2 separate regions of the Mus musculus genome follow, and region 2 is linked to region 1. Evidence: chromatin loops called from intact Hi-C (ENCODE). Cell type or tissue: heart. All regions are shown on one strand.

Region 1 (4,000 bases):
AGCCCGTAGTAAAACAAGCTGACAGACTCCTGAGCAACCCTCTTTACCCAGACACTACTTCTCTGAGTATCTATTGCAGGCTATAGCAGGGCCCCTCTGACCATTGGTAGCTCAGCACACATGACAACATGGGTCAATACCAGCCGTTATTTCTATATCTTATCTATTTATCGTGGATGTGTATATCATTGTGTAGAGGTCAGAAGAGGACTTGAGCTAGTTGGCCTTCTCCTTCCAACATGTCCCAGAGACTGGAACTCAGGTTTGGTCCAAAGTGTCATCACTCAAAGAGCCATCTCAACAGCCTTTAAGAGCACACTCTTTGGAGCTGGGGCTAGAACTTTGACAAAGCATGCACAGAGCTCAGGATTCAGTCCCCATCAGTGAATAAACTGGGTGTGGTGGCCCTCATCCTTCTCTTCGGAGTTAAAGAGGATAAGAAGTTCAGGTTTATCTATCCTTGGCTATATGGGAAGTTCAAAGGCCTATCCCGGGCTACAGACTCTGTCTCAACAAAACAAACTCACTCACTGCCCAGCCCTTTAGCCCATGCAGTGGTGTTTCTCCTGAATGAAGCAGGGTGAAAGGTTTTGATTTTGTCTGTCAGGGTGGGAGTGGGCGGAGCAGGGGCCCAGGGTGGCTGTGTTGTGGATTCTGTGGCTAAGTGACCTATGGGCATGTCTGAGAGGGATGGCTTCCTGACTGGAGCAGCTCACATGCCTATTAAATTGTTTCCGCCTGCGAAGTTATCTCTGACGGTTGGAGGACCCATAAATTCATTTTTAAAACTAGTCTTTAATTACAATTTCTCTTCAGGTTTTTCTGAGATGTAAAACCTCGAGATCTCCAGCTGGTTCTAGAGTTTCTACCTCTAACAAACACTCTTCTCCCCTGGACTCCCTCTCGGCTTCACCTCACCGGAGGAGTCTACACCAACTTCCAGGGACCACGGAACTGCCAGCGAGGATGTCGGATGGGGACCTAAGAGGTCGGGACGTGGGAAAGAAAGGTGGGGAGGAAGAGCCGTTTGGGCTTTAAGACCGGAACCTCCTGGATTCCTGCTAGACCAATCTGCAGCTTTTGCAAACAGCCTTAAAGTCATCAGCGCCCCGCTGCGGAATTCAAAGCTCAGCTTGTCATAATAGTTAACACCTTCTTTGACCAGCCTCCTTTTATTTGACAATTTTTCTTTTCTGTCCCTCTCTGTTGCCACCGGGAAGGTTTTTAGGGAGTCCCCTCACATAGCGAGCCGCCCCTTGGCGTTCAGAAGATTTTCTGGGGTAGCCCGTTTGCAGGGTGAGTAGGTTTCCAGGTTTCGGGAGCGGGGCGTGGGGGCGGGGATGGACATGAACGATTTTGTAGGTCCCCACTGGTCATCCGGAAAGTTAACGATGCTTCAGGTACTAGGCTAGGGACAATGACAGCCTTTCCAAGGCTGCTGGCCCGGAGGTCGGCGTGGAGCAGCTGAGCCTTGGGCTGCACTGGGGGTCCCTAGTTTTCTAGAGGCAGAGGTTGCGACTCTCGATTCGGAGGGGCTAGGTCCACGACAGACCCCGAGTCTGGCGAGCGCCAGCCGGTGGCCGGGCACCGGGCGCTCCCGCGGGCTCCGGGAGCCCTCCCACTCTTGCCAACTTTCCCTGCCCTGGTGCCGGAGGAGGGCGCCTTTCCCAGTGGGTCGCGCGCGATACTTAAGGCGGCTCTGCTGGGCAAGGCGGTCGTCAGTCGGAGCCCCAGCGGCACCGTGGAGGCAGTGCGCGGCGGCGGGAGCCGGAGGAGGAGCATGGAGCCGCCGCGGGCCTGCTGAGCACCGGAACGCCGGCAGCCGGCGGCACGGTGAGCGCACCCAAGGGGCCGGAGCCTCTTACCGCGACCTGGGGACCCTGGGGCTCCGGCCGCTCAATGCTTCCCGGCGGCAGTCGCTTGCACCATGTTCCCTACCCCCTCCTCCCTTTCTTCCGACATCCTGGGCTCCCGCAGCCTCTCCTCCCTTCCTCCCTTGCGGCTCTTGTTTTGTGAATGAATTGGGGGTGGAGGGAGGCTGTGCGGGGAGCGAGGCTAGAGTGCCCCTCCCCCCAACTCACGCCCGCAGGGGGTTCACACCTGCGGGGACACCGAGATCTCCAGCGATCTGGTCCCTACAGCACAGGTTTGTGAGATGAGTTCCTCCTCCTTGCCGGTTCAGAGAGGTCCAAGGGTGCCTAGGAGAGATTGGAGGAGCTCCAGCCGCTAGTGCAAGTTTCTGTACTGCCGTGCGTGAGCCCGGCTGCAGGGCGCACCTGTCAGTGGGAGAGTTGCTGTTAATCTTGCAGCCCTCAAAGTTCTACTGCTGGGTAGGGAGGTGTGCGTCCTTGCCTGGAGGTTTTTATTTCTTTTCATTGTCCTATGGGACATGGATCCCGTAAAGCGCCCCCACCCTCGTGCCCTTGAATCTAAGTGCGCCTTAGCTAGCCTGGGCGAGCTTTCTTGGATCTCTTTTGAGAGGATGGAGGAAGCGGCCCAGGATATAAGATCACATTCTGGTTAACCGGCTTGGGGAAATACAGTGTCCTCTCTGGGCAGAGGACCTCAACAAGAGCCCGTGCCAGAGCCTGACTGTACATAGAATATCCAGCTGCAGAACCTTCCTGGGTCTTCTGTAGGGAGATGGGTACCTCTTAATTCCTGAGGGGGAGGGGGTCTGGCCCCCGGATGGAGGGGGCTGGCAACTGCAGGGATGCTGCCTTTGTTTGCAGGCACTCCTTTGCCAAGGTACCTGGGGCCCTGAGAAGATGAGTAGGGTCTGGGCTGGCAGTTGTTCCTTGGCTTTTCCGTTCCTTCCCAGCAGAGTCGTGGGAAACCTGCACGTGGGTGTGGCTGTGTGGCTTTAGCCAGCGGGGTGAAGCTCAAGCCGGGTGAGGAGCGTGGCGAGAGCTTCCTTAGCTGCCTTGGACCTGACCGGACAGCCTCTGGAACTGCACCGAGGCGGGGCGCCAGGACGCAGGTTGCTGGGCCAGCCACAGCACCTCCCGTCCCTTCCCAGAACGAGGCGGGCAGTAGGGCCCGCAGCGTCCCCTATGTATCAGCTCTAGCTGGAGACTAGGCAGGGGACGTATGCCTGGGGCTCCCTGAGCTGGGTGTGTGCAAGGAGGGCTGGGAGTCCTACAGAGGAAGCATGCGGCGGCTCCCGGGGCTGGTAGGGCAGGCCGCCCAGAGGACATGCTTCCCGGAGAGGCCAAGCTGCCAAGAGTTCTTTCCAATCTACACTGCTGGAAGAATGCTTTTGCGGATTTAAGCAGTGACTGTTCCGCACCCATCCTATGTGATGGATATCTCTGGCAGCAGAGTCTATTCCTATTGGGATGGTGCCTGGATTCAGGGAGACCAGGATTGAAGCAGGTTTCCGAAGTGAGGGGTCATTGTCTAAAACAAGGATTCTCCAATCTGGACAGGTAGCTAAAGAGACAGGAATGGAGGGCAGCCGCTCCTTCCCACACTGCTTCCTAACGCTCCCACCTGGGAAAGCCCTTAGGGGCTAATGTGCATCCATTGTCAGGGAAATTACCTGAGATCTGAGAAGCAAGGAACCATTAGCATCCCTCTTGGGGACATGGACAGTAAGTCTTTGGGCAAGGTCAGGAAGCCAGGAGGCAGTGGAGCGTGTCCAAACCTTGGTCTCCGATGTCAAGTCCTGGGCTCCTCTCATTAATGCACAGTTGTTCCCAACAGGATGGGGGCTAGAAACCCCAACTTAGTTACAAATGGGAACCTACACTGTTTGAGTGGCTGGGCCGGAAACATGCCGGCAAGCCTACCAGGACACTAGGACCAAGTAGGCGGAGCTCCCCAGCAGCCTTCTCTGCAGTGCTTGCTGCAGTCCCCTATAGCTCAGTTGCTGGTCTTACAGCAGGGCTGTCCACACCCCAACTCCCCTCTCCCATCTCTTGGCCTTTTCTCCTGCCTCTCAAGTAAAGAAAACAGTGAAAGCCAACCCTGCGCAGTGTCTTACAGAAGGGTGGAAGAG
Region 2 (4,000 bases), 100 kb before region 1:
CACCCTGGGACGGAATCAAATTTTTTGACTGTAGAAGCAAAGTTACTTAATTTTTTTAAAAAGATGTATATAGGTGTTTTACCTGAATGTATGCTATGAACCAGTTGTGTGCAGTGCCCCTGGAGTCCAGAAGAGGACAATGAATCTCCTAGCACTGGAGTCAGAGACAGTTGTAGCTGCTATGTGGGTGGAGGGAATCGAACCTCTATCCTCTGGGAGAACAACTGGTGCTCTTAACTGCAGAGCCTACTCTCTGCTCCCCAACGTCACTTTTTAGCGGTCCTCCTCTCTCCTCTGTTTACAGATGTCTCACTCCCCTTGCCTTTTGCCGTGCCTGTAATTGAACCCATGGCTTCACACATGCTAAACAAATATTCTGCCTCTAAGCCATCTTGTCATTTCTAACCACATCTTATTGTAAGTTGGTACTTTCTGCAGGATTTGAATCTGATGGGTGAAAGTCAGTCCCTGACTAGGTCTGGTAACCCCTGAGGCTATAGGGAGAGTGCTCCTGTGTGCACACGTCTTCAGGAGAGAAGTGCCTCTGTGGCATGTTAACGGCAGCCCTGCTTGGTCTCGCTCGGATGATGCTGTAGTTATAAGCCCTGGGCATCGTGGTTGCTGGTTTTGCAATGATCACTTTCTCTAAGCCAGTTATAGCCTTGGGTTTCTGTCACCATGCTTGCCTAATCACCTTATTAGTACATCTGCTAGGCGTAACTAAGGGGAAAGGGCACTTTAAGAAGTGCCTCTATCCTGTCTCTGTCACTGGCTGGCGCCCCAGGCATAAGGAGACCCTGAGCAAGTAGAAGATCAGCCCCATCTTGCCCAAGCTTTAGGGCTAGTGGCTGCCGTCAGTCAGCTGTGCTGACGCAGCAGCTTCTGTAGGCCGGAGGTGAAATGGCACTGGAACCCGGGGTTCAGTTGGCCCCTCCTGCCCTGTCATCCAGGTGCTGAGTACACAGAGCAGTGGTTACCTGCCTCGGCTTGAGGATTGCAAGAAGTGTGGAGAGGGTTTTATTTCTTACCTGGAGATGACTCAGGGAATGAATCAGCTCAAGTTCTCGGGAAAGTCAGGGGCCCTGCTGGTCTTCTTACCAGTAACTGTCTCTTGGTGTGCTTGCTCACTCTGGGAAAGCTGCGTAAAGAAAAGTTAATGTTAATAGAAGTGATCCCTGGAAATGTCTCTGGAGAATTCAGCAAGTGACATCTTTATTTCTCACTCATGAGCAGCTGAAATGCAAGGTGCTCTGAATACATAGAGCAGTGATGACTGTCAAAGCTGTGGTCTCTCTGTCTGTCTCTCTCTCTCCCCCCCCCTCCTTCTCTCTCTCTCTCTCTCTCTCTCTCTCTCTCTCTCTCTCTCGTGTGTGTGTGTGTGTGTGTGTGTGTGCGCGTGTATGTGCGTGTGAGGATTCATGTGTACATGGTGTATGTGAGCACCTTCATGTGTAGGTGTTGCATATACACATGTGTGCACTTCAGTGCTCATGTGTAGGTCGGAGGCCAACTCCAGGTGTCAGTCCAGCATTTTCACCTCATCTGAGGTGGTCTCTGTTGCTCACCACTGCTAGCCTCCCATCTCGCCCTAAGTACACGGGGATTACAGATGCCCACTGCCTTATCCAGCAACGCATGAGTTTTGACGTTTCAGACTTGGGTTGTCAGACTTACAGTGAGCACTTTGCCCACTGAACTGTCTCCACAGCCTACTTGATGGTTTTCTTGATCTCTACTCTTATTGCTTCTCTCTGGGCTCACCTATAAGCTCTTACTTGGTAGAGGCAGCCCTGGGAAGACCAGGTAGAGGGCTTGCAGTGGCCTATAAAACTGTCGGGTAGAGGGGAGTTTGAGCAGCTGGTTAGAAAGCAGGCTGAAGCCTTCGCTTTCCATTTCCCGTTTGTGCGACTCTTCTGGCATCACTAATGCTGGCAACATTTCACATTAGAAGCATTTGTAAATTGCATTAACATCACTAAGTTCCTTTTTCACAAGCTTATTTAGCTTGTGAAGTGTACAAGTGGAGAAAAGTTTCCCCAGGAAGCCCATCTGGACCCTGGGACTGTGGACTTGGTACACAGCGTGGGCCACCACCCACTGTGGACCTTGGAGTCCTGCAGAAAGTGCATGTCCTGGAGCAAGGCTGGGGTTGCCTGTTCTTGAAAGCATGAGGTTTGCTATCTTTAGGGTTAGAGTGCTGTGAGGCTCGTACTATTCCTGTAGTCATTTCCCCAGGCACTGCTGCCAGGTGGGCCGTGGTGTGAGGGATGGCAGCTCAGCTTTGTCATGTGCCAGCTCTGTTCTCAACTCTCTGTTCTTCACTGTCTCCCAGTAAAATTAGAAATGATAATGGGTCCTCTTCAAAGGACTGGCTGGCGCATGCGATAGGATGGGCACATGTGATGGGCGCATGCGCAGTGCTTGGTGTTTACAGGACGCTCAGTGTGGTGTGTGTTAGTGGCTTCCTGTTAGTTTCTTAGGAATAATGCCTCATGGGGCAGGGATGCTCATTTGGTAAAGTGTTTGCTGTGCAAACATGAGGCCCTGAGATTCATCTGATTCCTCGCACTCACATAAAACCCAGATGTGGCCATGCGCACTGATAGTCCCAGTACTGAGAAGGCAGAGACAAGGGCATCCCCAGGGCTCACTAGCCAGCCCAGTCAACTGGTGAGACTTTGTCTCTAAAACTGAAGTGGAGGTGACTAAGAAAGACACCTCATGTTGACCTCTGACCACCACATACGTATGCACAGATAACCCAGGCTGGGCATTGTGGCACACACCTGTATTCCCAGCACTCACGTGGTAGGATCAGAAATTCAAGTCCAGCCTTAGCTACATATGGAATTCAAGACTAGCTGGGCTACACGAGACTCTGTCTTGCCTCAAAAAATAAGAACGGAGGGTGGTTATAATCGTCAGTGTGCAGGTTAAATGTGTATGCAATCATCAAAGAACAAACTCAGTAAGTATTTAAAAGAGGAAAAAATATAATTTCATGATTCAGGGGACTTCTGTGTGGCTGTCAGGAAACACAGGTTCCCATATTCAAAGTGAAAATTAGGAAACTACTTAAACAAACTTCACAGTATTACCTTGGGTATGCATTTATTACTCGGATCCTTATTAAAGAGCTCACTGAGATAGCTGAGTGGTAAACACTCCTGTTGACCTGAGTTTGATCTGCAGAACCCATGTAATGAAAGTGACTCCCACAAGTTGTCCTCTGACTTCCACATGCCCTCCAGGATATGCTTGAGCAAGAACACACACAAACACAAACAAATAAAATAAGTAAGTGAAAAGATTTGATAGCTAGCTGGCTGCTCTAGGTTCTTTCTGAGCTTCAGCCGTTGGCCACCAGTGTTCCTTAGTGTAACTCTGCTTTTCTTCAGACTTGACTAACTATCCTGCCTCTGTAGGAATTTTTAGACCTGTCTGTAGTCAGCACAGCTTTGGAGCCTTCGTAATTAAACATCATATTGGCATGCCTGATGTTATCATTCACTGTAATTACAAAGACAGCCGTTACTCAGTCGATCTCCACACTTCCTTGATATAATAACCAGCTTCCCTAGTTTGTGCAATTTCCTGGAATTTTGGTGTTGAAATTATTATTAGTTTCCACTGTAATGAGAACGCCCCTATATCAGCGGACATACCTGGCTGAGGCATGGCCTCCCTCTTCCTTTCCCTTCTGACATGGTCTCCATTTCTTTGTAATCTAGAGTCAATACATAATCAGTGATTGTTTCTGCGTAATCATAAAGAAAGGGTCTCTGCATCTGATCCCTTCTCCCTGTCTTTTGTCTCCTCTGTCCCTCCCCCCTCCCTCCTCCTCCTCCTCCTCCTCCTCCTCCTTCCTCTCTCTCTCTCTCTCTCTCTCTCTCTGTCTCTGTCTTTCTCTCTCTCTCTCTCTCTCTCTCTTTCTCCCCCTCCCCCCACCTAGCCATCCTTTCTCCCTCCTTTGTCAGGCTAGCCTTAAGGTATGTAACCC

Evidence for each region. Peaks named below come from ENCODE experiments on the same cell type or tissue, not always from the same donor. Only the 100,000 strongest peaks of a DNase experiment are listed, where the experiment ranks them.
Region 2: a loop joins it to region 1, with 2.2 times the contacts of the local background. A loop is called at or near these places in 4 of 42 quality-filtered maps.

Annotation. Positions count from the first base shown.
Region 1 is chr8:106,869,119-106,873,118 of GRCm38, forward strand. It overlaps Has3 (hyaluronan synthase 3), which reads left to right and starts at 1,718. Exons shown (of 4, transcript NM_001331048.1): 1 at 1,718-1,833. In heart, CTCF peaks have their summits at 1,668 and 3,041; DNase peaks (open chromatin) are centred at 1,663 and 3,073; H3K4me3 peaks cover 2,855 bases; H3K27ac peaks cover 1,722 bases; H3K27me3 peaks cover 1,189 bases.
Region 2 is chr8:106,768,697-106,772,696 of GRCm38, forward strand. All of the region lies in intron 14 of Tango6 (transport and golgi organization 6), which reads left to right. Among named protein-coding and RNA genes, the nearest start is that of Gm34197, 76 kb to the right of the region's middle. In heart, no CTCF peak of the experiment used is centred here; a DNase peak (open chromatin) is centred at 2,295.